Regions from separate parts of the Homo sapiens genome. Here regions 2 and 3 are each linked to region 1. The links are chromatin loops, found by intact Hi-C in ENCODE. Cell type or tissue: heart right ventricle. All regions are shown on one strand. Each heading gives the region's core, and the rest is flanking DNA. Links, peaks and the distances in the headings are about the cores only.

Region 1 (10,368 bases), core at 2,482-7,481:
GGGTTGTTGTAACCTGCTAAATTTGTGGTGATTTGATACAGCAACCATATAAAACTAATACAATGTGTCAAAAACAAAAAACTGGCACCATGGCCCAAGATTCTGTATTCACATTTCAAAAAGATGTATTACCAAAACCCTATCTATATGGACCACTTGAAGAAGTACATTTTGGAGTTAATGTAGTCGTAAATATGTGATGAACTCTTCTGATCTGAATTCCACCAATAATGGATTTAGAGTAAACATTTATTCATCAAATATTTTAAAGTGCCTACTATGTGCCAGATATTGTGCCATGTATTGGGTACTCATAGGTACATGAATCTGCCTTGATGCCTGGGCTTAGTTTGCCGACATTTTCACAAAGGGAATGAAAAGTAAATAAGCAAATAAATAAGCCTATCAAAGCAGCATATTTTCCTGACCCTTCAAGGGCAGGAACTGGAGTTCATGGGTGCTGGCAGGGGCAAGCTTCACTTACTCACTGCTCCACCCCTTGTGGGAGGTGGAGCACAGATAAGCAAGTGCAGGAGCTGGTGTGAGTGCTTTTGGGCACTGGCAAGGGCATACTCTGTACCAGCCCCTCAGCAGCATCTAGGGGAGGGTGCTCGCAACACCCGAAGCCCAGAGGAAGTGTTACAGTGCCCTTTTAGCTTTGCTGTCTGCAGATGGCTTAAGTGTTAACAGCTCAGTGGAGGGTCAGTGTGACAGCTTTTTGCTCTGACACTCATGGCATCCAAGTTCTTGGCCAGTCTCCAAGAGGAATGAAGTAACATGAACAAATTGAAGGTGGTGAATGAAGGTGATTTTATAACTGATGAAAGCGGCTCTTGGTGGGAAGGGGAAATGAAAAGAGGGCAGAGCGGGAAGGTAATCTTCCCCTGGAGTTTGGCCATTCCTGGCCAGACTCCTCTCAGAAGTTATGCCATCAAGCTGTCCCTCTGAATTCAAGCCACTTCTCTCTGACATCAAACCATAGTTTCCAATGTCCAGCTGCTTCTACTCTCTCCACTGGCTGAGCCTGGGGCTTTTATGGGCACAGGATGGGGGGTGGGGCAGAGTGGGGTCATGGGTGGTTTTGGAAAAGGCAACATTTGAGTGTAAAAACAAGGATGCAAGTTCTCACTTTGGACGGTGGTATTAGGCCTTTTGGCTTGAGGGTGGGATCCTGGCCAGGGACCCTCCTTCATCTGCCCAGAATTTCCCTGTCTCCTGTCCCTATCACTATGGTTATAATTTGTGACACATGCTATAAAGGAAATGAATACCATGTGATAGAGAATAATGAACTGGGATCAGGAATAATGTCATTAGAAAGGCTTGTGAAGGCCTCTCTGAGGACATAGCTTTTACACAGACATCTGAAGGAAGAGAAAAACCCAGCCATGTGGAATGAACATTCCACAGAGAGAAGGATCATGGATCATGGGCAAAGGCTGCAAGGCCTGCAAATTCTTGACTACCTGGGAAGGAAATTAATGCAAGCCAGCATGGCTGGGGTAGTGTATGAGGGGGGATGGCTTCAGACAGGTTGGAGAGGTGGTACATTGCCTTCAATGCTAGGCCCTGGAGCTGATCAGAGTTTAGTTTGGTCAGCAGAGATAGGATAATATTTATATTTTTAAAGTTTCTGTAAACTTCTTTAAGGAGAAAAATTGGGAGCATGAGAGTGGAGGGGGAGAGTAGTTAGGAGGCTTGGCAGAAACCCAGAGAAATGGTTGCCACCTTTGGTGTCAAGGTAGGTAAGAAAAAGACAGAGTCAAAAAATACTTGTCAAGATTTGCTCAGTTCAAGGATTAGAATAAAGAGGTTGAAATCAGGAATGGCCTCCAAATTTCTGACTTGAGCAACTTTGTGATTTAGAGAACAATTTCATGCAGGGGCTAATAATGTAATGATGACATTTAATTAAAATTGGCATTCCAGGACTGCTCACTAATTGAGTGCTGATAAAGAATGAGGTCTGATTATTCTGAATTAGCAAACAAAGTCTTAAAAGTATTCATAGCATTCTGAAAAGCTTACTATGCATGCACAGAGACTTCCTCTGCATTATTATTACTAGAGTCAAAATACAGAAGCAAATTCACTGTAGAACTAGATCTGAGTCTAAATCTTTATGTAATTAACGACAACTTCTATGATTTTGTTTAAACAAAAGCATGATTCGTCACATTGAATTAACACTGTAAACTTCAATTTTACTTGCTTCCTAGTTTTGTCTTAATTTTCAAATTATTTTGCCTTATAGCTGAGTAGTTTTCCAATTGTTTTTACACCCAAAAGCTATATGCATAAAGATTTCATTCCTAGTTTTACCTCATACATTTATAGAAAATTGTATTTAACACATATATAACACCTATAACATACCAGGAACATTTTTTAGTGCCTTGCAAATATTAACACATTTAATTTTCATAACAATACTATGAATATAAGTATTGTTATTATCCCCATTTTACAGATGAGAAGACAGAGGCAAAGAGAGGTTTAATGATTTAACCAATGTCTTAGAACTAGTAAGTGGCAGATATGACATTCAAACCCAGGCAGTGTGGCTCCTGAGTCTATGCTCTTAAGTAATGTCAATAATTTAAGCCAACATGGGGAAGATCTGTGAATTTTTTTGTGGGGGGCTATTACTCAAGTTCGAGAAACCCTGTCATAGCCCATTTGATCCTTTAGCAGAGCCTAGGGAAGATTCAGTCTAAAATTCCTCTTTTTAGCCAGGAGAAAACATATACCTTAAGGAGAGGAAGTGAGTAGTTTTGGGAATTATCCATTTGTTGATTTGTAATGTTATTCCAGTTATTTCAACTATTTGATCTTCCTATCTAGATTGTGAAGAGACAGGTTTCATGCCTCTTTTATCCTCCAGGGACCCTCGGACAGCACTGCACACAGAGTAAAGACCTACAAAATTCACCATGGCTCAAATAGGCTCAAGTGAGATTTAGAACAGTTAGGGGTCTAACTGGCTGAGGATGTCTGGGACACATTTCTCTCCTCCCAAGTAGCACACTAGGTTCTTACTGTGAGATAGCACTGGCCTACACAGGCCACTGGGTTGACCTTAAATATCTACCCTTATAAAATGCCCTGCCACTTCCTCATGTTTTCCCTTCCATTTTCTCAGTCTTCTCCTGGAAAATTCCTACTATGACAGCAAGACCCAGGGCAAATACTGTCTCCCTTTTGATATTTTCTTTGACCCTGTCAAGCTGACTTGCTGATTTTGCTTCTGTACCCTCACTCTACCCAGTCAGTGGCTGCCTCTATTGCTGCACTTCTTATGCTGCAGTATAATTAACTTTATTTCTGTCTCAAGGACTGCCTTTTGCCCCATTTAGTTTGTAGCCCTAGCACCTAATGTTATGGGCTGAACTGTGTCCATCTGAAATTCATATGTTAAAGTCCTAATCCCAGTACTTCAGAATAGAACTGTATTTGAAGATAAGGTCTTCAAAGAGGTATTCAAGTTAAACTAAAGCCAAGAAGAAGAGATATCCAAGATATGCGCGTACAGAGAAAAGACGGCCATCATCATGGCCATCAACAAGCCAAGGAGAGGAGCCTCAGAAGAAATCAAACCCAAAGATACCTTGATGGTGGACTTTCAGCCTCCAGAACTGGGAGAAAATACCTGTCTGTTGTTTAAGCCACGCAGTCTGTAATATTTTGTTATGGTAGCCTTAGCAAACTAATACTTCCGGTTTTCACATATAGTTGGTGTTAAAGTTATAGATAGAAATCTATTTATAATTTTATTTATATGTATGTTTGTATTTTAAAATAAAAGTGACTAGTCCAAGGTCTCAGAGCAAGTTGGTGAAAGGCTGTGATTACAATAACAACCCCCTACTTATTGAGACCTCAATCCTGCTCTCTACCCTAAATTTCTGTAATTCAGCCTTCTTTATATTAAAACCATCCAAGAAGTACAATGTGTTGCCTTTGATATTGTAAACCGCACCACATAACCAAATTCTTACACTTTGGGAAGAGATATTGATTGCTTTAATTATATTAGGATCAACTGAAGTAAAGAATAATACAACTAAAGTAATGTGTGTGTATGTGCGCGCATGTGTGAGCATGCACATGCGTGTGTGTTTATGCATACACACAGTGACATGGTTCTTTTTGGAACCATAATCTCATTTATATTTTTAGTATATCCCCCAAATAAATACCTGTGCAACTGTAGATAGGAGGTGAGGAACTATACAGTGATTCTTTAGCGACAGAATTAGAGATGGAAAAATAGCAAAAACAGACACCTGGGTTCCCAGCTGGAGGCTACAGCTAGGACAACCATATACCTGAGACTGGACTCATGAGGCAGACATGCAGAGAAGTTTGTCAAGTATTATTGTGGAGCCCTCAATGTGCTGGTAGGAATCTCTAAGTGCCCATACATAGGTTCTTTGCTGCCCTTTCTCAGACTTCAAATGCATTCTGAGTCCCACTCTGCAAACAGTGGAGGCTCCGTGTTTGTTGAATGGATGAATGAATCAAAGAGGCTGATTTAACTGGGAACACACTTCAATGTTGATCATAGAAAAGGGAGGTGGGTTCCCATACTAGCTCACAGTGGAGAAAGCAATTCAATTACCAACACTAACAGACAATAAACTCAGGCTAAAACATGGCAATTTTATGAGACACTTGGCTGCAGCAACTTCGCCTTTCTTTTCTTGGTTTCTCCTTTCCCTTTCCACCCCCTATTGACTAATTGTAAGCAGCACAGCGTGGCATCCGGGCTTTTTATTTTTTCTCGTATATCCTCATCACTGTGTGGGCAATGGGAGGCCTAAGTTGGCTGTTTAGTCATTTGTGTTTCTTTTTTCCTTCTCATACAGTTGAATAACTCATGGTCTAAAGGCTGAGGAATTTGGCATATGCAAACACCACATGCACAATGAATGGGAACCTTATTTGTTTCGAACTGGGAAATAGAGTTAAGAGAGGTTTACAGCACTGAAAGAAAGGGCCAGAATTTTGTCCTGACTCCCTGGTGGTGGAGTAGGTCAGGGAATAAACGTAACCTTGAGATTTCTGGGTCCCTGAAAACAGGGAAAGGTATTCAGACCAGGGGATTAGCGAGTCTGTTAGTTAACACATGAAAATGCCCTCACAATTTTCCCGGTAGGAGGTTGTAGAACGGGTAAGGAAGAGGGATTATAAGGAGGAAAAAGAACCATGAGGAAGAAAGGATGATGATTTCTGAAAGCAGAAAGAGAGGAGAAAGTCAGACACACTTTGGAACCTGTTTCTTGGATGACTGCATATAGGATGGGGCTTTGATCTATATTTAGTCCCCAAAGCTCAGAGCTGCACAACAACCTTTGTGGATGCCAGAGAGACTCATGTTGGACATCAGAACAAGGGCAAGAGAGGACGGTGGGAGAGAAGAATTACAGAAGAGGAATGAGGGCGCACGAGGAGGGGTGCAGTGGGGGAAGGGGAGCGCTCTCTTCCCCTCCTTTGTGAATACACAGACAAGTCCATCAAAGCTGTGGCAGGCTGCAGTGATGAGAAAGATACATAATATGATAAAGCTTGGTAGCAGGCATGTGTGATTGAACAGACCAATGAAGAGATAACATTTGAAAGCTTTACTGCTTGGAAAGCTGTTAGCAAGCTGGTGTCCCCTTCATCATGTTTAATTTTACTTTTACTACCCTTCATTTGCTTTGACGGGTTGATGTTGCCATGGTGCGGTTGGAATTCTCATAAAAGTGCTGTTACCCTTTCAAGATGACCATTTTTTTCTAGGGTTTATACCACATTTTATAGTTATGTCAGAAGGTTTACTTGGTTTATGAATTCTCCAAGCTCTAAGATTGCTGTCAAAAAACTCCATGTTGCCTTCGGTTTTGCCATTTAATTTGTGACCTTTTAACAGCAGTTGCATTATTGGGTGATGTCCCCACATAATTAGAAATGCATCTTTGGGTTCATGAAAGTAAACAAAGGGCACACAGAGAAACCGAGCTTCCTTTTCCTAGGTTACAAGCCCCTGAATACATGTGACTGTCTATATGCATTTGAATACTGTATTTTATGCAGATAATGGTAATAAATAAAATAACTATGATCAACTATGAAATCTAATGATTAATATATAAGGTGATGACTCTTTTATTTTCTCTCTAACAATTCAAGTCTGGTAAATTGTAAAACACTCTTTATTAAATCCCTACTGAAAATGTCCAGGATATAGATTCTGAATAGCATTTAAATAAGCCTTCAATTTCATCAATTATTACAATCTGTTCACTGAATGAGACATTTAATTAATCGCCATATCTATGTCTAAGAATTCTTAAGAAACCAGAGGATCTCAATATACCATGTACCACCACATTTGGGAGGTAGCCTCTGCAACCAATGTGGAATGTAATTGCAAGATAACGTGGTGAGATCTGTTATAGCACATAATTTCCATGGACTGAAATGTGCTTTTGCATTCAGATTTGAGTGAGACATCAGAGGAGTATTATGAATTCTATTTTTCATTCCAAAGTGTATCTTTCAGGTTTATCCTAGTCAATAAATATTTAGTTCAATCTTCTACATTGCCTTGCAAGATCTGGAATGTGGAAGCCATTTGGGGAAGTGAAGAGCTACCTGGGTATTAGTTTCCTATTGGTGCTCTAAAAAATTGCCACAAACTTAGTGGATTAATGCAAATGTATTATTTTACATGCCTGGAGGTCAGACGTTCAAAATGGGCCTGACTGGGGGAAAATCAGAAGGGTTGCATTCCTTCGGAGGCTCTACAGGATATTGTTCCCTCACCTTTTCCAGCTTCCATAAGTAGCCTGCAATCACCCGTTTTCCCATAGTCACAATTTCCTCCGGCCTCCAGCTTCTTCTTTTCACTTTTAAGGGCCCCTATGATTACACTGGGTCCATGCAGATAATCCAAGAAAATCTCTCTTTTAAGATCGGTTGATTAGCAACCTTAATCTCATCTGCAGAGTTAATTCATCTTTGCCATGTAAAATAACATATTTACTGCTCCCCAGGATTAGGATGAAGATATCTTTGGGGTCCCTTATTCTGTCTATCACACCGTCCACTGGAAGTAGCAGGCATATTGGAAGATGACTTAGGGCAATATGGAGAAGGCTTTCACATTAAATTAGAGTTGGACTAAATGACCAGAGGTTAATTTTCCAGCTTAGAGGTTATGACACTTTAACATTGTACAAGGAACTGAATTTCTCTGATTTTAGCTTCCTCACTGGTAAAATGGGCATGGTAACATTTTACTACCAATAAGCAAGAGTTTTAAAGCTGCAGACAATTTAATTATATATATATATACCTAAAGTGCTTACTTAACCTTTTTGCAACTATTTTACATTTTAATTGCTTTGAATTTTGCTATTAAAAATAACACTGGAGTATACATCCCTGTATATCTCTGGTTGTTTTCCTATGATAATTTCCAACTTGTAGCTGTACTAGGTCCAACAGTGTGAATGTCTTTAAGGACCTTGTACTTTTCAAAAAGGCAGCATAGGCGTGAGTGTATGTCCTGGAAGAAGCACAAGATAGGGCAGATGAGTCTGTTTCTATTCAGTTCCACTCGGTTCCTGAGACCTGTCATAAAATGTTTAAAGATACACATTTTTATACATCATGGCCACTAAATGCAAAAGAAATACATTTTATGGTGTTCAACCAAAGAAAGTTCAAAAAGAACCCTGTTGGAGTTATATTTTTAAAATGCTCTAAAATATCAGGATTCAGTATGACATACAAAGTTCCCTGTGATATTTATTGTGTAGTAATTTTTGACACACAGCTCCCTGTTACAAACTGACCCTATTGTTTCAGCCCCAAAGCTTCTTAAGCTGATAAGCAAGGACAGCAAAGTCTCAGCATAAAAAGCCAATGTGCAAAAATCACTAGCATTTGTATGCACAAACAACGCTCAAGCAGAGAGCCAAATCATGAACAAACTCCCATTCACAATGGCCACAGAGATAATAAAATGCCTAGGAATACAGCTAACTAGGGAGGTAAAGATCTCTACAAGGAGAACTACAAAGCATTGCTCAAAGAAATCAGAGATGACACAAGCAAATGGAAAAACATTCCATGCTCATGGATAGGAAGAATCAGTATCATTAAAATGGCCGTAATGCCCAAAGCAATTTATAGATTCAGTGCTATTCCTGTTAAACTACCACTGACTTTCTTCACAGAACTAGAAAAAACTATTTTAAAATTCATATGGAACCAAAAAAGAGTCTGAATAGCCAAGACAATCCTAAGCAAAAAGAACAAAGCTGGAGGCATCATGCTACCCAACTTAAAACTATACTACAGCACTACAGTAACCAAAACAGCATGGTACTGGTACAAAAACAGACATGTAGACCAATGGAATAGAACAGAAAACCCAGAAATAAGACTGAACACCTACAACTATCTGATTGTCAACAAACCTGAAAAAAACAAACAATGGGGAAAGGATTCCCTATTCAATAAATGGTGCTGAGACAACTTGCTAGCCATATGCAGAAGATTGAAAGTAGATCCCTTCCTTACACCATATACAAAAATTAACTCAAGATGGATTAAAGACTTTAATGTAAAACCCAAAACTATAAAAACCCTGGAAGACAACCTAGGGAATACCATTCAGAAAAGGAAATTTACATCCAAAACAGAAAAGTAACTTGCCCAGGTTGCCACAAGGATTTATTGGTAAATTTAAAACAGTTGTGTATGTGTAGGTCACATCAACAGCAACTAAACTGTAAGAGTTACCCTTGTAAATTATGTGAGAAATAATGCAGCATTCTAGGCTTAACTACTATAAAAGAAAAGATTCTATTTCCAAGTAGTATCTGTGATGATCACACATGTGTAGGTCATATTGGAAGTGGGAGGAGGGCACCTGTAACTGAAGAGGGTATTTTTCCTAGAATGTTAATATTGCTGTAAAAATTGGGCAGGAGGCTAATCTAATTAATTAGATCTTGGCCTCTATCATTTGGGGATGGTCACATCTTGGAACAGTATTTGTTCTTGTGGTACATGCCTTCTAAGACAACTTTCAATAATCCCTACCTCCTGGTGTTCACATCCTTGTGTAATCTGCTCCCCTCGAGTGCCATTGGCTGACTGAACTAGTAACTTACTTCAAATCACGAGCATATATAAGGTGACGTGATGTCAATTCTATGATTAGGTTATGAAAGATTGCAAGCAAGACTCTCTGTCTTGTTGGTCTTGATGAAAGAAGCTGCTGTGTTAAAGAGGCCACATGGCAAGGAAATGAGGGTGGCCTCCAGCCAGCAGCCAGCAAGAATCTGAGGCCCTTAGTGCAACTGGACCCCAGGCACTAAAGTTTGAGAACAACAGCTGCATGAGCTGGGAAGCAAATCTTACTTCAGTTGAACCTTGATGGCAGCCTTGTGAGAGACCCTCAAGTCAATGGTCCAGCTAGGCCATGACCAGATTCCTGACGCAAAATGAGATAATAATTATATATAATCTTCTTTAAGTCACTAAGTTTTATAGTATTTTTTAATGCAATGATATATTGCTATTACAGTCCTTGATGGAGTATGATTTTTTGCTTTCTTGGAAGACTAAGGCTTTCTTATCATGGTTACATCAGAAGGTAACATGGGCTACGGGTTTTGAACACTTTCAGACTAATGGGCTCTGTGGCTCTGTGCAAAGCAGCAGGAAGTACATGAAATCCCTCAGGGCCAACCACCTCTAGAGTAGTTGAGGGTTGTGAAATGGGAAATCAGGAAATACAACCTTTCCATTGCCCACTTGCAGGGTTTACTACAGCTTAGCAGAAACTCCTGCAAGAAAGAAAAGTAAGAATGAAGTGGCACTAGCAGGAAAGAGAGTTTTTTGAGATATAGCTGGTCTCACTGGTGTCCCTTAATTGCACATTTTTATTTAGTTTTAGCCAGCTGGCAGTTATACACCATTTTAATTATGTTAGAACTGGAAAAAGAAGAGTATTTAGTTTGGGTTTCTTGTTCCAAGTTCCTTTCTTAATTGCCTTTTCATTCAAGCTGAAGACTTATGGTGGCAGCCACAGCACTGTTGAAAAACAATTCATTGTATCAGTGACAGGGCCTCATAACAGAGCACCTTAATAAGACCAAGTTCTGTACTTCTTGACTCCCCAAGATGGATGATGTTCATAGTCCATTATTTGAACGAGGATATCTGACTTATGGCAAATCTATCTGAAACAGCATTGTAGAATTGTATTTTATCTTTAAGAAATGTATTTTTATAAAAGTAAGATATTTACTTCTGTTGTAGGAAGGAACTTAAGCAGAAAAATTTCTCTCTAATGTTTGTTGAATC
Region 2 (10,368 bases), core at 3,300-8,299, 150 kb before region 1:
TACAATTCAAGATGAGATTTAGGTGGGCACACAGCCAAACCATATCAGCAACTTCTTGCAGCTGCCTGAATCTTCCCCTTATTCATTGTGAGCCACAGTAGCTGCTTGTTCTGTGATGGACTTGGGAAATGGTGAAGCCCTTCCCTGTATCTGGTACCTAGGAGCAAGCCATCATTTCATACTTGATGAGAACATCACCTCTTCTTTTTGGCCATCAAAGAAACATACATCTTCCAACCATGGTTGTTGGTGTCTTTCACTCAATATTATTGTTCCTTTGAACAACCATGCATGTAGAGGCAAGTTAAACTGTACAGGGTCTTATTGCTATATTGAAGGTATTTCTTTACATTAAGTGCAAGGAAGTTTGTTGAATGATTTTGTCTTGAGTGACCTAGTCATATTTATGTTTTGCAGTGAGTACTGTGACTACAGTGTGACATCAGATTGTTGGAGCTTATAGGAAATGTGGGGTCTTTCAGGAAGCTCTTGCAGTAGTCCAGAAAGAGTTGGTGGTGGCTCAGACTAGGACAGAAGACAGTAAATCCTTTCCATAAAGAACCAGTTAATACATATTTTAGGATTTATCAGCAAAAATCCTACTCAACTCTGCTGTTGTAGTGTAAAAATAGCAATAGACAACATATTAATTAATGGGTATGGTTCAACAAAACTTTATTTACAAAAACAGCAAGTGTGCTGGATTTGGTCTGCAGACTGTAGTTTGCCAACCCCTGTGTTGGGATGATAGAAAGGGAGACAGAATGTTTTAAGAGATGGTTATGAAGTGAGTCAGAAGGTCTTTCTCAGGGATTGGATGTAAGGCATGAGAAAGAGAGGAGTCCATAATGACCCTAAAAGTTGGTTAACTTCCTAGGCTGTTATTAGAGGCCCGTAAAGCCTCCTTTTTGTGTGTAGTGGGCATTAGTCAATATTTTGGGTTGTTCATTACCTTAGAACACCTCTCCTAAGCTTCTAATTTTCCACCTATGAATCCACACCACCCTACAGAAGCAGCCAGACACGTGGTTTCCCAGTTTCTCTTGCAACATGATACCTGACTTAGATTCTACCAGTCAGATGCCCCCATGTGAGACTGACCCACAAGTTTGTGACACAATGTAGCAGATGTCATACAGACTCCACTCTGGCAGGTGGTATAAGAGAGGCCCCAGTACAGCAGTGACATTTCAGCTGTGGGCAATGCCCCAAGATGGAGGAGGGGAGGATGAGCTCCATGGTCATAAAGTTAGGAATCTGCAAGCTGACTCCCACCAGTCCATCTCAAGTACATTCCATGTTAATTTTTTATAGCATGCTATTGTTTTCTTTCCTGAAATTTATTGCAATTTGTAAATGCATCTTTTTATATATTCGATTACTAAATATCTCCCCCAATAAACTCTAAGGCTCATGAATATAAGGGCCATGTCAATTATAATCAGCATTTTATCCCTAGTATCCAGCAGGTTGCCTGACACACAGTGAGTGGTCAACTGATATTTATCAAATGAATGAATGGATAACTAAAAAATAAAGAATCAGTGCAAGAAAGCAGACATGGCTGACACCGATGGTTGGATTAGAGCAGGGCATCTGCTCCAGTACGGCCTGAATCAGGGAAGGAGGGACTGGGATTATGGTTGCCTAAAGACCCGGGAACTGCAGAGGAAAACACTGCACAGTGAATGGGGTACCAGAGGAGAGTGTTAGTCAAAGACACACCTGACTTGCCTACGTTTTGTGAAAGACCAGCCCTGCCTTTGACTTTGCTGACATTGAATTACACAAACCAATAGGGTTTGAAGCGGGAACTCAGGATGGAATTGTGGTTTGGAGATGTCCAACAGGGGCTGGTGCATCACCAACAAATCTCTAGGAGAGCTCAGAGCACTTGCTGTCAGAAGATGGTTTGTCTCTCAAATCATGGTGCAAATGAGTGGTAAAATTAAAATGTTAGTGAAACAACTTCCTGTAAGAGTGAGTGGTTTTGCAATCCTTAATGCTTATTCACATGGTAATACATTAAAGGTGAGATTTGTTCTCAACACTAAGACACTAGGTAACTAATCAAAACCCTAGTTCATTTCCACAAACCTATAGGCAATGTATTGGGCTGCACATTGCAGTTGATACAGGACTTTCTATTCAAATGGAACAGCTTATATAGCTCAAGACATTATGAGGTTGGAGTGTGAAAATAATGTCACAAACAGAAAAATACCATGAAAAATCGGGCAAGAGGCATTATGCCCCTATATCACATAAACTGCTGCTGCAAATTATAGCTTCCACTTCCTGCACAGGGACACATTAAAAAAAAATCATTTCCAGTGACAAATTGAACCAAGTTCATAGACAAAGAAATATAAACTCTTAGTTACTATCAGTTTGGATAAAAAGCAAGGAATGGAAGAGGAGTCTCTCAATGAGCCCACAGCTCAAGTTACTGGGGAACAATTTGGGGGATGTAACTGAGGCCCATAGATTAGAGGCAGTGTCACCAGAACAGAGCCACACACTGTGGGTTGTTCCTCCACCTGTTGGAGGATTGTGCACATATGTCTTCAGGGCAACATCTATGACCCACCATCTTGGTATCACAAGAACAGACCCCAGTAGCATAATCATATTCCTGTAAATTTACTTTTCTGTTTGCATTGACTTTCCAAGTATAGCTTTCCAATGAAAGGAAAGCTCCAGCAGGTATAGCTCCAGCAGGCCTGGGGGAAAAACAGTATTGAAGAAAAAGTGAAAATATCTCAGTGAAAACTGAAGAAATGTCATTTTAGAGTTTTGGAAGGGGATTCCAGGTAAAGCCAGGGCAAGGAGGAGCAGGCTTGGGAAGGTCAGGAATGCTTCCTGGAAAAGGATCAGTTGGAAGACTGTCCTTATCTAAAGGTCTGCACTGGGTCCTTTGGACTTTGGTGCCCCAGTAGGTCCCCTTATTCAGCCCCTGCAGCCATATCACTTCACCAGCCTTTCCTCACCTTCAAGGTAAAAAATCCCAGGTAACCTGGAATTTGTCATGCCTTAAAGAGTCTTGCAATACTAATTAGATGAAAATTCAGGGAGATGGAGACATTGGGAACCCTAGCTAAAAGCAATAGTGATGCAGGACTTGAGTGACTTGACAAGTCTGTAGGTAGGGGCCATGGTAAGTCATTTACCTTATATGCTTTTTTGGCCTACCACACAGTGTCTCGGTGCCTAGAGAATTGAGGAGCATATCATGCACTTGGTGCTCTAGCTCCAGGTCAAGAGAAGGCAACAGACTGACTCAAGAGAAAGTCCTCCACCTACATGAAGTCCTTGACTTGTTGGTTGCTTCCTCAAAGAATGTTCGCAATGACTCAGGTAGGTGTAACTTATGCAAACTCTACAGCTAATCCCCGAGAAATTTGTTTTCCTCTCAGCTACACCTCAGAGATCCTCCATATATTACTTATACAGAGGATTTCACTTCCCCTTTCCGTCCCCTTTCTTCTCCTACTCCCACTCTTAATTGGAGAGCAGAGCCTCAAAATAGACAGCACCGTCACCTCTAGCCATTGCTCTCTGTTATGGAACGAGCTCTTGACACACCCACATTTCTTATAGTAGTTCCACCTTTGAATCTAGGATCTTTGCTCTACCTACCTTTTCTGCATCCTGGGATTCTGGTATCCCTGATAATGAGTGAGTGGTTTCATGCCCCTCAGAATCTGGAAAATGACTCAACACCCCAGCTTTGGGTGTGGGAGGCAGTGGACCAGGACTGGGGATGTAGCTGAAATCCTATTATTGGTTCCACAGGCAGAAATCACCATCTCTCCATACTCTCAACATAGTCACATTGTTCGCATATTATAAAATGATAGAGTGCAACATGGTTAAATATATCACTGATTTGCCAATAATAGGTATTGGTGTATAAGTCTAACTGGCGGTACAGCCACCCGAGATATTGATTTTACTGTCTAATGGTTGAGAGAGATGTTATCTTGATTAATTAGGAGTCAAAAACAAATGCATCTTCTATTAGATCTCTTGTGGCACTCACCTGAAAAAAATTCTACATGTGTCCAGAAAATGTTGGAAACCTAAAAGGACAGAGTGAGGAGGGAGCAAACCACCTCTTCCGCCGTCTGTCCTGAGTGAAGATAATGTCTGTGAGTACCAGGCGAGCTTATCGACAGAAAAAAGGGCTCCCATATTTTTCTTCCTTTCAACTGCAGCCCTAAATTCAGAAATTAAGAGAAGAGAAAGCACCATCGAATATAGAATTTTAGCCAGATTTCAGTAAGGCAGCCTTTCTGTTCTTGTTTGGGTATAAAGAGTCACATCTCCTGACATCCCAACAACTGATATGCAATCAGGTACAGGATTTCCTCTACAAGAGGCAGTACAGAAGCATCTGGAAGATAATTTCCACAATCCCTGGGTATAGTGCTATTATTCTTAAAAATGAAAGGCATATGCATATCATCTTCATGATTGCTAAATTTGGGTCAAAGCATACTTTTACGGAAAATTCAAAGGAGTCTAGGAAAGAGAAATATTACTTGCATTCTAGAATAAAATTATTTCTTGACTTTACCATACTAACCCGCACAGCATGATAAGCTATACTATAACAAAATGCTATAATGAGAGCTGATATTCTTTTGGATTAGGGAGATAATTTCTGTAAAACAAGCTTCTTTGGGTTGTTGTTTTTCTATATATATTTTTTATGATCTAAGACTTTCTCCAGTTCTTCAGCTTGAATACTCCCTGTGTCAATGAAGCTGAAGGTGAATCTATCTGCTATTGTGGGCATCAAAAGAGGCTGAGTTGTGAGCATACCTGGAAAACATTCTGAACTACCTACACTAAAAATTAACTGCTGTGTCATTTATGAACTATCTGACATTAGGAAAACTATATGGCCTTTCTAAGCCTTAGCATTCTATTCACTGTCATTGATTTATTCGACAAATATTTATCAAAATGAGGAGAGTACAGTGATAAACAAAACGACTTGGTCCCTGTCCATGTTGGAGCTTACATTATAGTTGTGCTGTTCTAAATGGGATATTGTATGTAAAAGGGCTTTGCAATAGATGATATGTTTAGTAACTCCAAGATACCACTGATATTTTTATTGCAATTGCTAGATGATTTCTGTCTTAGGGCTATGGTAAAGCCATCATTGTAATGTTTATTCAGAAGTCTAAGCTACAGATTTGAAAGACTGTTTGCCAAGTTCACGTTTTAAAAATAGACATTTTCCCAGCTAGGAGAGAAGTTCTTACTTGCAGAGCTCAGATAAGAGGACAGTCACTTGGGTCAAGGTCACCTTGCTGAGGGCCCCAGGAGGCAGCCTTTTTCTGCAGCTTGACCGAGAATCTATATCTCTTGCCAAGAGTCAGGATGCTATTCTTTCCCTAAATGCTTTCCAATCTTCTTGCCATTTCTCAATTTCCACATTAGCCAGGTCAAATCAGACCAGATCTTGGCTTGAAGTTAATCCATCCATCCAGGTGACATATCCCCAGTTCCCATTTTGGGCCAGGCTGTGTGCCGTAAGTCAGAGGAGGCAGAGGGCTTCTCTGCCCTCCTGGGGCTCCCTGGTTTAGCTGAAAGTCCTCAGGGAAGTCCTAATTTCCTCCTGTTGTGCCAGTTGTGAGGGAGAAGCACAGAAATGAGCCCCTGGCTGCCTGGAAGGAGGTGGGGTGGGGACTTGCATAGTAATCTTCCCTCACCCACCTATTTCAGTGCTCTGCACACTTAGAGAAAAGAATGGCCTAAGAAAGCTGCCCTCAGCACCACACAATTTATAGGTAGAGAGTGGTTTAAAGCAACCAATTTTTAAAGCTTCATGTTAAATTTATGTGGGTTTTCCCAAGGAGTTTACCAGTTTACCAGTATAATATAATTAATATAATATAATATAATATAATATATATATATATATATATATATATATATATATATAGTGTGTGTGTGTGTGTGTGTGTGTGTGTGTGTGTGTGTGTGTGTGTGACATGTGCATGGTTTAGCTATTCAGTTATCCCCTTCCTCCTACTGGGGAAGGGACTTCATAAAGGGAGACTCCTTTTCTCTGACACACTGAAATGATTCACTGAAAATAAGAAGCACAAATTCCTCCTAAAAAGGCATCAGACACACTCCTGGGAGTTCTAATTGGCACCCCCAGCATTTATTCAAGTCTTCAGGACATCTTAGCCCTTTCAGTAAATGGATGGTGCCTGCAGCAAACACAGTAACCAGGGCTTTCCCGCCAATTCCTGTGGGATAGTTGTGTGTGGCCATGGTTAATGACAAGCAGCTTTTAATTCTTCTGTGTTTATTTTATTGGACATACTCAATCCTATCAACATAATTCCTCCATAGCATCACTTAGTTGAAACTGATTATTTCATGGAAGATGAAACTGAGGTCCAGAGACTGAAATAATGCCCAATATGATGAAGGAATTCAAAGGCCAATGATAGGCATTAATTCTGTGTCCATTGGAACCTCACTAGTTCTTCAAGACCCGATTCAAGCCCCTCCCTTCCAAGATACATTCTCTGAACCCTATTTTTTTCCCTTCATGGGGCTGCTCTTCCTCCTATCCTGTGCCTGGCTGGCTCCTTCCCATCATTCAGGTGTCATTCTCAATGACACTTTATCAGAGAAATTCTCTCTGATCACTCCATCTAAATTACGTCTCCCCCTAAATTTTCTCTGAGGGTACAAAAATGTTTTCTCCCATAATACTCTTTTTATTTTTTTTGCCTGTGTTTTGTTTATGTCTGACTCTCACAGTAGATTGAAAACACCCTGAAGGTAGGAACTAATGTCTACTTGATTCAACAAATTAAACCTGACACTTTGTCTGGTGCCTATTGCAGAGTGGGTGCTTCTGTTGAATGAATTAATACAAGCATCTCCCACCCATCATGTTGTTTCTCCCCATAGACCCTGAGAGTAGCACATTTTCTGCATCACATGATGCTTGGTGCATCACATATGGATTTATTGTTATATTTTAACATATTCATTTGTTACCTTTTCTGATAATAGTATTTACTAATGATTAATAGCTATATATTTGGTGTTTGCTATTTTTCAAGAACTGTGGTATCTTATACATATTAAAAGAATTTACCCTCAGAAAAACTATTTTAGAGATGAGGAAACAGATTCAGAGAGATTAAAAACATATCATGCTGAGCTTGCTAACATTTTAATGGCAGAAAAGTTGTTTTACACTTAGGGTAATCAATCGTCCCAATGTGACCAGGACTGTACTGGTGTTTACAATGAAGATCGCATCCCGTGTCCCATGAAATCCTTCCATCTTGAGAAAACTGAGATAGTTACTTATCCTAGCTATACTCCTTTGTAGAACAAGTTTCACTGTGTTATGCACTGGGGAAGAAATTTACATTTTTGGAGTATCAGCCATCTGCATGAAAATACACTTCGTTTCTCCATAACACTGTTTGGTGTTACGGAGAAAATATTAGATGGTGTCTAGGTATTTAGGATTATAAAGATAAAGCTCACATTTTACAGTTTTTCTTGTGTCGTTTTCCTTACACTAACATGAAAATCAGCTCTTGTGGGTTATGCTCATGCCCATGTCATTTTGCACACAGTGGCTGTCTCCCTCTCCCACATGCTGGGGTAGAGATTCCTGTACTGGAGTCTCTGGACAATGAGTAATCTGGAGGCACTGAATACTGCCCTAGGGTCCTGATTCAGTCAGTGTTTGATCAGAGAAGCACAACCACTAGGAGACTTTATAGACATAAAAATAAATATATACTGGCACTGAGGCCTGAAGTCCATAGCAGACAGCAAGGCAAGAAAGATGGATCCAAAGTAGGGGAAACAAGGACAAGCCAGGATCTCCAAGGCTGGGCTGGAACTCAGGAGAGCCAGCTGCAACCCATGTTGGTTTCTCACCTCCTACAGCCTTCCAACTTTGAGGAGAAGCTAGTCCCATTTGTCCTGTTGGCTCCCGGGCCAGGCATTGGAAAAGCTGAAGCAGAAGATTCGGCAGGAGTTGGGGGAGCCCTGAGCCTGCCTGCTGTCCTGTGCCAAGAAGAAGAGCCAGAAGATAACCATAATTACCCAGAAGCTGCTTCCACTCACCTACTGAGAGTAAAGCAATTGGGCCACACCTCTATTTCTGCCTTCTAGATCTCACATAAATGTCTCTTGGGTCTTACATCAAGTTGAAAGTATTCAGAGAAGGGTATTGTGGGAAATGCAGTTCCATTTAAACTAAGTGGCTACAATGCAAATCCACCACAGTCCACCTCTTGTTTATTCAGCATCCGTAAGCATCCCTTACAATCATAAATAAAAATAGTGAAATTATGTGAAGAATTCTGATGCACTAACACTGCCCTGGTGATCTCGCAATCTCAAAGACCAAGAGCGTTCTCAAAGCAAGCTGCATCCAATAACCTCACTGATCCAAAGCCACATTTTGCCCTTGTTCTCATCACTACACTTTGCAGCTGGATGGCAGATTTCTTCTTTATTCTGTGTTTTTATAATTTTTTCTAAATCGCTTCCTACCAAATATTGTGTGGGAGGCAGGATGAGGTTACTAAATTCATGTTACAGATTTGGATTTTGAGAGTTTGTGTCTTGCCCAAAGCTCAAGTAGGGAACTTGAATTCTGGCCTCCTGACTTTTATTCCAATTGGGTAACAGGCACAAGTGAGCCTTTCTTTTCTAAGGTGCCTTTATCATTTGAAAAAAAAAGATTTTGCTGACCTACATTGGAAAACACAAAACAGTGCAAAAAGGAAAAAAGAAATCTATGGTAGAGAATAAACTAAGTGCTATTTTTAAAGGAGAGTTGTTTCCTTTTGTTATGCTTTCCATCTTTTTTTTTTTTTTTTTTTTTTTTTGAGATGGAGTCTCACTGTGTTCCCCAGGCTGGAGTGCAGTGGCGCGATCTTCGCTCACTGCAACCTCCACCTCCGGGTTCAAGTGATTTTCCTGCCTCAGCCTGCCGAGTAGCTGGGACTACAGGCGCGTGCCACCACACCCGGCTAATTTTTTGTATTTTTAGTAAAGACAGGTTTCACCGTGTTAGCCAGGATGGTCTCGATCTCCTCACCTCATGATCTGCCTGCCTCGGCCTCCCAAAGTGCTGGTATTACAGGCATGAGCCACGCGCCTGGCCACTTTTCATCATTCTTGTACACATCTGTTTATGTGCATGCCTTGTCTTCCAAACTAGCCTGCAAGCTCCTTCAACAAGAGAATCGCATCATTTCTTCTTGTGTGCCTCTTTCTAGTGTCCCACATACAGGGATGCCTGCTTTACAAAGCCATGCTTGATGGCATGTCATGCCCACAAAATGATCTACTAAAGTTTCATGCAATGAAAGCCTTAAACACAGGAATCATTCGTATACTTCAATCACCAGGGGGCTCTTGGATAAAGCTGCATGGTGGACAGAGGAGCTCCCCACTTGGCCTCCCCAAAGTGGGCCCCTGCATCGAGCATCCCCCAAACGCCCCCAAGAGCAGCAGCTGTGCAAAGCACAGAAGGCATTTCCCCAGCCTTCTTATCATCACCTGAGTCAGGTCCGTGGACAGTTAAGAAGAGCTTGGCTAATTCCATCAGCTTGGCTCTCTCTGCCCTGTTCTGACTGACAGGCCGGGCCCCTGCTCATCCCTGAAAACTAGCATCGGGGAATGACATACAGTTTGATAACATAAGATGCTTAGGTTTTTTGGCTCAAGTGAGATGTTCAGAGCTAATAGCCCTGCGAGCTGAGTTTTAGCTGTGATCTGCACCTTGAGATATCCGTTATGTCTGGATCAGGAAAAAGGGAAAAGAATGAGAGCTTATTTCTAGAAAGGTTTCCGATGAGCAGCATTTGTCATTGAAGGGGAAGATGGGTATAATTAGCTTGTCAGTCTAGTTTGGGCTGAGCAGGCTGTCTCTGCTAAGAAAGATGGACTAACTGCCAGGGCCACTGACAGGCAGTCGATAGCGCAGCAATTAATGTCATAAATAATTCCAGAACCAATTACATCAAAATGGACTCAGAGCTTTAAAAAGGTACAGAATTCTCTTATTCTTCCTGCTAACAGCAAGAAACAGCTTTCATTTTTCTCTGTAATTACTTTTCATTGTATATAGCAATACAGCTGAGCTTTTCTGTCCATATTTAAGCCTTGTCTTTCTCCAAGCCTCTTCCCCCACCACCAGCCTCCCTCCTTCACCCCACAGGATAAGGCTGTTAAAGTTGTTCTTCCCTGCCAGAGCAGTGGGGTGAATGTATAATCTTTTAACTTGGCTGTTGCAGGAGAACTCCAGCTACACCTAAATGATTAAGAGCCAAGTTTTTGAAAATGTCATGG
Region 3 (10,368 bases), core at 2,289-7,288, 210 kb before region 1:
ATCTTTTCTCTCCTTTTCAATGCAATTTCTGTCATTGTCAAGTTTATGTATATATGTGGAATGATTTCTGGCCTCTCTGTTATACTCAATTTGCATAATTTTTTTCTTGTGCCAATATTACCCTATTCTAATTGCTATAACCGTATAATTTTCTTCCTCCCTCTCCCCTCTCTTCTTCATTTCCTGCTTCCTTCCTTCCATTTTTAGTTGGTATATAGGTCTTCTTCTGACTGAATCATAAGAATTCTTTCTATATTCTTAATGTAAGTCTTTGTCAGATGTATGTATTGCAAATATTCCCTCCTGATTGGAGGTCTGTCTTTTTAATTTCTTAACAGAGTCTTTCAAAGAGCAGAGATTCTTCTCCCATTCTAGAAATTTCTCTTGTTTAAAAAAAGTTCTAATTTTGAAATAATTTCAGGTTTACAAAAATGTTGCCAAAAATAGTGCAAAGTTTCTTTATACCTTTAATCCAACTTCCCAAAATATTAACATCTTAAACCTGAAACAATTATCAAAATTAGAAAATTAATATTGAATAATATTCTTAATCTATAGAACTTACTCAAATATATTGACTGGCCTACTAGTGCTTTTTTGCTAATCCATGATCCAGCAGTTTATCAGAAGTTCACTAATTTTTCTTATCTTTTCTGAGAACCAGGTTTTCATTTCACTCATTTTTTCTCTCTTGTGTTTTTACTATTTTATTAATTTCAGTTCTTATTTTGTATTTCCTCCCTTTCACTTGCTTTGAGTAACTTTTCCTAGTTTGCTAGTAGAACTTTAAAAATTCATTACTATACTGTCTTCTAATATAAGCATTTAAAGCAATAAATTTCTTTCTAAATATTGCTTTAGCTTTCTCTAACGCATTTTGATATATAATAATTTCTATGTTATTCTGTTGAAAATATTTAATAATATCCTTTGCGATGTCTACTTTGATATATGGATTATTTAGAAGTGTCTTGCTTAATTTCCAAACATTTGAGAGCTGTCCAGATTTGAGAGGGAGGGGTGCGGTATTTATTTCCTATTAAATTAGTGTTTGTGTGGTGAGAGAATGTACTCTGTATGATTTTGATCTTTCTAGATGTGTGAGTTTAGCTTACAATTTAGCTTGATGAATGTTTAATGTGCCCTGGAAAAGCATGTGTATACTGTCATTGTTGGGTATATTGTCCTATAAGTGTCAACTAACAAAAGTTGGTTTTTACTTTTGTTCAAGTTTTTGTATGTCCTTATTGACTCTATGTATACATTTTGATTAATTACTAAGAGATGTGTGTCAAAATTTCGGACTGTAGTTCTGAATTTTTTAATTTTTTCATTTAGTCTATAAGTTTCAGCTTTATGTATTTTTAGGCTTTGTTGTTAGATGCCACTTATACATTTAGTATTATTATATATTATTGATGCATTTGTCATTTTAAAATATGAAATGTCCTTCCATATTTCAAGTAATTTTTCCCATTCTGAAATCTACATGTTTATTAATATAACTCTTTTAGAGTTCATAGGATTTATTCTTTTCCATCCTTTTACCTTTAACCTATTTTCATATTTCTTTTCTTAATTTTTTTTTTATTAGAGTCAGAGTCTTGTTGTGTTGCCCGGGCTGGTCTTAAACTCCTGGGCCCAAGCAATCTGCCCACCTTGGCCTCTTAAAGTGCTGGGATTACAAGTGTGAGCCACTGCACCCAGCCCTATCTTCATATTTAATATTGTCTTCCTATTTATAGCATGTAGCTGCTTTTCCTTTAAAAAATTCGTCTGAACAATCTCTACCTTCAAATGGAGGGTTTAGACCATTTGCATGTAATAAAATTATTAACATTTGGGTTTAATTCCACCATCTAGCTGTTTGTGTTCTATTCATCCTGTCTGGTTCCTATTCTTATGTCTTATTTTTCTAGCTTCCTGTTGATTAATTTAGTTGTTTTAGTATTCCAGTTTACCTATTTTGGTATGTGTGGTTGCTCTAGGGTTTACAATATGCACTTTTAACATATCACATCAATATCTTTAATTAAAATCCACTTCCCATGCATTGTACTGCTGTACAACAAGGATGCTTCCATTTTCCCTAACATCCTCTATGCTATTACTGTCCTCTATTTCATTTCTACATGCTTATAAAATGCATAATATATGTTTATTATTTAAACTGCTAAGTATCTGCTAACTAAATTTTTAAAATAAGGAAAAAGGTTTACACACACACACACACACACACACACACACACACATTTTTCTAGTTCCCATAGTTACCATTTCCAATATTCATTTCTTTGTGTAAATCTGAGTTTTCATTTTGGAAGCATTGTTCTTTAGCATGAAAATTTTCCTTTAACATTTTTTAGGGTGGTTTTGCTTGTAATAAATTCTCTCAGCTTTTGCTTGCTTAGAAATTACCTTATTTCACCTTCACTTTTGAAGGATGTTTTCACTGGAGATAGAGTTTTAGGTTGACACTTTTTTCTTTTAAGCACATTAAATATGTCATTTCACTATGTTCTGTCTTGCATCATTTCTGATTTGTGGTCATTCTAATCTCCTTTCACTGTTCAGAATGTGGCTATTCTTTTTCTGGCAGTATTTAAGATTTTCTCTTTATCCCTGGTTTTCAGCAATTCGATTATTGTGTGCCATGGTGTGGTTTCCTTTTGTTTATTCTGTTTGGGGTTTGTTGAGTTTCTCAAATCTGTTGGTTTATAGTTCTCATTAAATTTGGAAACTTTTAGCTGTGTTTTTCATTTTTATAAATTAGAATTTTTTTCTCAGATTTGCCTTTTTAAAAAATTTTCTTTCAACTTGATTTATTACCTGTTTACTTCTCCTGTTTATTGTGCCTGATGAATCTCATTATGTTGCTGTTACTGTTGCAATTTCTTCTCCCTCTTGTCCTCTTCCTATTCTTCTTTTTGAGAGTTGTTTTCCAAGACAGTATTTGATGCTCTATGCTATTGAGGTAGCTCTATTGGGCAACTTAAAATGTACTTTTCCTAAGACCCTGTAGGCATTACCAATACTAGACCAGCTATTATATTCATTTTCTGCTTATAAGTCCTTCCCTAGGAGTGGGGTAAAAATGTAAACTCCATATCTCCCACTGCATAGACTTGGGCTTCCAATGTCTTATAGATGAATCTTTTATCATATATTGCTCAGACTGGTTACTTGGATTCGAAGCTGCATCCTACCAGGCACAGAGTATTATTCAGGGGATCAGTTTCAGTTCATTGTGCTTAAGGGTGAGGATCCTAAAACTCCTCTCCTAGGCATTTATGCTTATATCCACATCTGATTTCCCTGCAGGCCACTTGCCTTGTATTTTTGGATCCCACTGTGACTCTGGGTTTCCTTTTTATTTTTGAATGGTGCAGATTTTCCTTTCTTACTTTGAAGCTCAAGTGTATGTGTGTGTGTGTGTGTGTTTAAATATGTAAAATATTTGCCGTCATAGGAGTTTACTTCAAAAACTATACTAACTGAAATTCTAATATGAATTCTTCATTCTTAAATATGAATGGGAAAACCAAGAATCACTAAATATTTGAAGGATAAAATATGACATGAGGTTAATTCTAAGGCAAAAAAAAGAGAAAAATAGTGATGCCAAAGGAAATAGAGATATTCAAGAAGAATAGAGGGGCAACACCTTTATTAATATCCTCTGAGACATGTGGGCTAACATTTCATCCACAAAGTAATAGGATACAATGAAAAGGGAAGAGTCAGAGAATAAGAATGAGATCTTGATGAGCAAAATATTATGGACAAAATGAAACAGTCTGTAGAAGAATTAGAAGTAACACATAAAGGAGACAAACATGAAAATATGAGAGACAAGGTAAGTGACAGAAGACCAATGCAGGAGCTCTAATAGTCAATTGATAGAAGTTACACAAAGAAAAGAAAGAAAATGAATGAAAGAAAATGTTCAAATAAATCATGGGACACAGTTTTGAAGAGCTGAAGGCCATCAAATATTCGACATGATAAATATAAATAAAAGGAAAAAATAATTGTGATTTTAGAACATTAAGGTAAATAACTGAAAGCTTTCTGAGAATGAAAAACTGATAAATCAGATAAATATAGTACCTCTGTAGGACTGACCTGTTATTGTGATGCCAGATGATGGTATAGAAATGCTTTCAAAGTTCTGATGAAAATGATTTCAACTTGAAATTCTATACTTTGGCAAAATATGAAATAAATGTGAGACGAAAGTAAATATATTTTCAGACATGAAAGAGTTAGAAATCTATTCCCCAGAATGATCCATCTTTTCTCATGCTCAGCAATAGAAAACAATTTTTACTGAGACACATCCCAGCTAGCTAAATATTATATTTTTCTGCCTCTCTTGCAGCTATGAGTGGCTACATAACCATGTTCTTGCCAATTATTTGTAGTGGATGTGTTGTGAGGGGGGCTTCTTGGAAATATCTTTAAAAGGAACTGATAGTCTCCTATTATTATTCTTTCTAATTTCCTGAAATGTAGACATGGTAACTGGGGCTCTGACATTCATTTTGGTCCATAGTTTCCATGAGAATGAAAGCCATAGGCAGAGAATAATTTTTTAAAAAGTTAAAAAAAACTACATTCCTATGACAATATGAATCCACCATATCAAGTTTGTACTGCCTACCTTCAAATTTCTTTTTGTGATAGAAAAAAATATATATATTTTATTTAAGTTACATTTATTTTTTATTCTTATAGGCAGCTGAACCTAATCCAAACTGACACAGAAAGCTATTTGAGGATATTTATTAATTACTGAGTAATTTTATTTTATTTTTGCATTCACCTGGCCAAATGACGATGGTCTGGGCAATAATCTGTAGTGGAAGTATGGAGACTTCCACTTCATACTTGTACAGAGGCTTCAAAGTACCAGTGGATTTAACCTAAGAGAGTTGTCAAAAGAAAAACCAGGAGGATTTCTGTGTAAAATCTTAAGGAAGATGATAAAAACATATTTCAAAAGTAAAATAAAAGCAACTGGAAACTCCAAGGGAAACATAAGGCACTTAAAAATGCTATCACTTTGTTCTAAAATTAGCAATAGTTACAAAATCAAACTCATTTAAGCAATAATAAGCATCCTTCAGAGGGGAAGCTTTCTTCCAAAAATTATCAGTGTTTGCTTCTCCTAGGAATTTTTATTCAAACTAAGACAATTACTTAAAAACTTCAATTTCTTCAGGATTTATTTAAGTGTTGCCCTCTTTACATGAATTTACCTGGTATGTGGTGAGTTCTTTGTAGGCTCACTCTTATTCACCTTAGGAAAGTTTCTTATTATACCTGTGATTGTCATATATATTCCAACAGTAATTTTATTTTATTTTATTTTAAATTCTGGGATACACGTGCAGCATGTGCAGGTTTGTTACAAAGGTAAACGTGTGCCATATTGGTTTGCTGCACCTATCAACCCATCACCTGGGTATTAAGCCTCACATGCATTAGCTATTTATCCTGATGCTCTCCCTCACCCCACTGCTCCAACAAGCCCCAGTGTGTGTTGTTCCCCTCCCTGTGTCAATGTGCTCACATTGTTCAGCTCCCACTTATAAGTGAGAACATTTGGTGTTTGGTTTTCTATTTCTGTGTTAGTTTGCTGAGAATACTTGCTTCTAGCTCCATCCATGTCCCTACAAAGGACCTGATCTCGTTCCTTTTTATGGCTGCATAGTATTCCATGGTGTATATGTACCACATTTTCTTTATCTAATCTATTGTTGATGGGCATTTGGGTGGATTCCATGTCTTTGCTATTGTGAATAATGTTGCAGCAAACATACGTGTGCATATATCCTTATAACAGAATGATTTATCTTCCTTTGGGTATATACCCAGTAATTAGATTGCTGGGTCAAATATAGTGTTTCTGGTTCTAAGTCTTTTAGGAATTGCCACACTGTCTTCCACAATGGTTGAACTAATTTACACTCCCACCAACAGTGTAAAAGCATTCCTCTTTCTCCACAGCCTTGCTAGCATCTGTTGTTTCTTGACTTTTTAAACAATCGCCATTCTGACTGGCATCAGATGATATCTCATTGTGGTTTTGATTTGCATTGCTCTAATGATCAGTGATATTGAGCTTTTTTTTGTTTGTTGGCCACATAAATGTCTTCTTTTCAGAAATGTCTGTTCATGTCCTTTGTCCACTTTTTAATGGGTTTGTTACATTCCACCAATTCTTCAGGAATACCAATTATAGCATCTTGCAAACCTCAATAATAACACTAATGGTCCTTTATTTTATTTGTTTACCTAATTTTTGTCTTTCTCATTAGACTGTGACTTGTTGATTGTATAAACAGTATTTTTTACTTCTGTATTCCCAGAACATAGTCCAGCATTAGGCATATCACAGGTACTCATGTTTATTAAATGAATTAATGTGACAAAACTTCATACAATACATACAAGAACCTGTTCCCCTTTTGCTGTTTCTTCAAGGAAGAAGAAAAAGAAAACAGTGAAAGAATTTGTGATTGAGGAGGAGAATACTGAACACACTGAACAGACTTAACCTTCTCCAAAGCACTTATGCAGTAGCACGCGTACCCTCAGAGCATGTCTCATGATATTCCAGGGCCTCTTTTCACAGATCACCTTGCAATCCCAGGTCACAAGGTGGGAGCTGCCAGCAGTCCTGGTATGAAACCACGGCACCAGCTTCCAGTCCTTCATTAAGTGAGGTGGCTTGTGATGGACTAGCCTAGGGTAATTGTGCCAAGCTACCGCTGCCCTGTCCCTGCCTTCCTGCCAAACAGACTCAGACATCAAGTGAGTAGTTTCACAAGCCTGCAAGGAATGGATATTTATAAAGACAAGTTATGTTGTGGTCATGTTCACATAGCATCACTGTCAGCTCAGCATGCAGGCAAACTAGAGCCATCTTCTCTGTGAACAACAAGCAGCTTTACTGAATGCAGAGCTCTAGGAAGGGAAACACATGAAATGAGGTATAGGGGAGTCCAACGAACTTGTCCATATGGAAGTCCACAACCTTTCTTCTTTTCACATGGGCCCTTTGCCAGAGGCATTTGACACGTGGTAGAAAGGTCATGTGACTTAATTAATAGACCTTGTTTCTGGTTCAGGTTCTGCTACTTACTGGCTTTGTGTCCTTGAACATGTCCTTCCCTATTTCTGGGCCTTAGTTTTCTCATTTGGAAAATTTCAACTTCATAGATTTGTTTTGAAGGTTATAAAAATATAATGAATGGAAGCATCTTTTATAAAAATTTTAAAAAATTGCTCTTTTTTAAACTGGGAAATGCCTCAGGGCTGTTCAGTCTATTGTGTTCAGCCTTTTTATGTAAAGAATTGTTAAAGAGAAATGTTACCAAATCAGGAAAAATTACTTGCATCGATAAACAGTATTAAAGAAAAACAACTTTGCTAATATTTAACATCTTTGTTTATTAATCCACTAGTCAAATACTATTGAGCATATCATCACCATCATCAAGAATATTTGAGAATCTACTATTCAATTGTTCAGTAAACATTTCTCAAGTGCTCAAGTGAAAGGCAGTAGTTGAGCCCTCATGAGTGAATTCATAAATCAAAAGGAGAAGAGAATCCACAGGAGGAATGAGGCTGGCATAATAATTCAAGGCTCTTCTGGATAAGGTTCTTATTAGTAATTTCTAAAATCAGAGATATCAGACCTGGACACCTATATGATACTTCAGCTTGTTCAACTCTTACCTAACACATGAATTCTGTCTCCACTACACTCATAACTAAGAACTTACATGTGGCAGGGAGGGGGATATTCTATTTCAATTAGACCTAATTGCTAAAAAAACACTCCCCTCTCTTCACCATTTGGTTCTCTTCCAGCTACACACAGTAAGGTAGCTTTCTCTGCCATGGGACCACCCCTTGGATATTTAAAGATGGCCATCGTGTCTCCTCCTCCTGTGCCTCCTTTCTCCAGGAGATAGAGCACTGTGCCTTGGATCACATGGTTCTGCCCCTCACCATGCCACTTTGTCTCTTTGGGCCTGCTCCAGTTTTTCCTGTGTCCTACTCAGGGTGTCACGTTCATCCTCATTTCAAAACTCTAGGAGTAGTTCCATGAAGGCAGAATAGGAAGGGATTCTAATTAATTGCCCCTGTTTAGAGTTCTCACTGGCATTCACATTTGTAAACCTAGAGATTACTGCCAAACTCAAATTTTCTTTACATATGATATGTCTCCCTTTATTTATAACTACACTCCCAGAAATTGTATATTTCTGAAATTTGACTTTTGGAACTAAGTTCACAACTTCTCAATTAAGTTTTACTCAATTTTATTTTAAGATGGTGGCATAAGCTCCTACCTCTAACAGAAGAAGTCATTTCCATTGTAGTTCAGTCCCTACTAGAATCATGGGGAGACTGATACAAGGGTCAATGCATAGTTTATAACTCATGCATTACCTCTGAGATCTTACCTGTGATTAACTTATAATCATTCCCCACAGTTCTATTTATGATGTCAATGTTCTCCAACTTAAGGATTTACCAGCAAGAATCTCCTGTTAAGATTTTGAATAACTCTTCCCTCTAGGAGTCAAAAAACAATTAAAAAAAGATATAGGAGCCAGATATTAACACAAATATCATCTTTATTGTTGATAAGTGCATGGTATGGCCCCAGTGGAACCTGTGCAGCCCATTTGCCAGTTGCATGGTGGGGGTGCTCTGCACTTTCGAGCTTACCCTACCTTTTGGCAATTAGAACAAAATGTAAAATTAAAACCCTGCAGGCAGGCAGGTGGGCAGCAGATAGCCCAGAGGGCCAGAGTGGCACATACTAAGGCCAGAGTCCTAATATCTCATATCAGATACACTCCTCCCTTAGGTTGGGCATACACAATTAGTTGCTGAGTCCTGTTACTGTGTTAGCTGCAGGAGAAGGCTGGCTTGTGTGGGTGCAGGCGCCTCTTCCAAGTCAACCTGCAAGTCCTCATTTACACACAGGTCCTGTGGCCATGCCCCTTTCTTCACGGCCTTGTAAGTTTTTATCAGAGGGGCAGAGGACACAGACGTCAGCCTGAGAACTGCTCACATCCTTCCCCAGCACTTCCTTCCCTCTCCTTGAAGTCTCACACTCTGGAAGGGCTACTTGATGTCGGACACCTGGATGTGGAGGCAGGTGCCTACTCCATGGTTTTTCCTGTCTGCAAAGCCCCAGTCCTCAAAGTTGTGCTGCCCTGGGATTTGAACTAGAGGAGTGAGCTGGCAGGAGAAGATCAACATTGCTATTGGTACGCCCCTTGATCCCGCTACTTGGGTTGTGGCAGAGTAGAAATACATATTTATGTTTCTTTCCTCTCTCAATTTCCTTTTTAGTCTTAAGATGAGGTCTGGAGAGTCTCCATGCTTTGCCCTATTACCAAGTATAATTGTCTTATCTTTTCGTTTCTGGGTGCAACTAGTTCCCCTATCTTGTGCAAGTAACTTGCAAGCTTTTACAATCTCCTGTTCCAACACAGAACAATGAAAGGATGCTGGACACTTCTTACAGTCTTCACTACTTCAGCTATGTATCTCTCCTTCTCCCTCACCTTCCTAGGGTTAGTGGGTAGCCCTCCTGACAAACTGGGCTCTGGCCTCCATTTGCTTCTTATGTATGGTTGTTGTAGAAAATTCAGGTAACAGAGTTCACTCATATTATTGGGAAGATATATTTGTACTAATATGAACCCATCCCTTTTTTGTACTAATAATACCTTTATTCTTTCAAAGTAATTTCATAATTATTATCTCATTTGGGCCTCATACCAATCCCATGAGCAAAGCCAATTATGATTCTATCTTCTCATTTTATACCCAGAGATGGAGGCAGAAAATGGTGAAGTCATTTGCCTAAGGTTTAGAAGACAGCTAGGGACAGAACTGTGCTCATACTCCATGTGGGACTCCACAGCTGTGGTGTGTTCTACTGAGTACGGCCGTGCAAACCTCAGGACAGCTGGGCCACCACCAGGACTCTAGTATGGTGGACAAGGTGCTGTCCCATGAGGAACCAGACAAATCAGTTCCAGCTGAATGCCCTCCTTGGGTGTACCTTCTTGAGAAGAAATATGCCCTGAGAAAATGGAAAGAATTATCAATTGTGGAGTTAAAAAATCTATATATACTGTATTGGTCTGTTTTCAAACTGCTGATAAAGACATATCCAAGACTGGGTAATTTATCAAGAAAAAGATGTTTAGTGGACTCACGGTTCCACATAGCTGAAGAGGCCCCACAATCATGGCAGAAGGCGAAAAGGCATGTCTTACATGATGGCAGACAAGAGAGTATGACAGCCAAGCAAAAAGATATTCCCCT

Evidence for each region. Peaks named below come from ENCODE experiments on the same cell type or tissue, not always from the same donor. Only the 100,000 strongest peaks of a DNase experiment are listed, where the experiment ranks them.
Region 2: a loop joins it to region 1, with 1.8 times the contacts of the local background. A loop is called at or near these places in 4 of 110 quality-filtered maps.
Region 3: it touches region 1 in a loop (3-fold over the local background); 5 of 110 quality-filtered maps call a loop at or near these places.

What each region holds. Positions count from the first base shown.
Region 1 is chr10:76,774,535-76,784,902 of GRCh38, forward strand. No RefSeq gene overlaps it. Among named protein-coding and RNA genes, the nearest start is that of KCNMA1-AS1, 110 kb to the right of the region's middle. RefSeq lists an enhancer at 4,539-5,431. In heart right ventricle, for the core only: a CTCF peak has its summit at 4,731; no DNase peak of the experiment used is centred there.
Region 2 is chr10:76,621,299-76,631,666 of GRCh38, forward strand. No RefSeq gene overlaps it. Among named protein-coding and RNA genes, the nearest start is that of KCNMA1-AS1, 260 kb to the right of the region's middle. RefSeq lists enhancers at 2,742-3,941, 9,534-10,368. In heart right ventricle, for the core only: no CTCF peak of the experiment used is centred there; a DNase peak (open chromatin) is centred at 5,341; H3K27ac peaks cover 1,392 bases.
Region 3 is chr10:76,569,664-76,580,031 of GRCh38, forward strand. No RefSeq gene overlaps it. Among named protein-coding and RNA genes, the nearest start is that of KCNMA1-AS1, 310 kb to the right of the region's middle. In heart right ventricle, for the core only: no CTCF peak of the experiment used is centred there; no DNase peak of the experiment used is centred there; H3K27ac peaks cover 1,033 bases.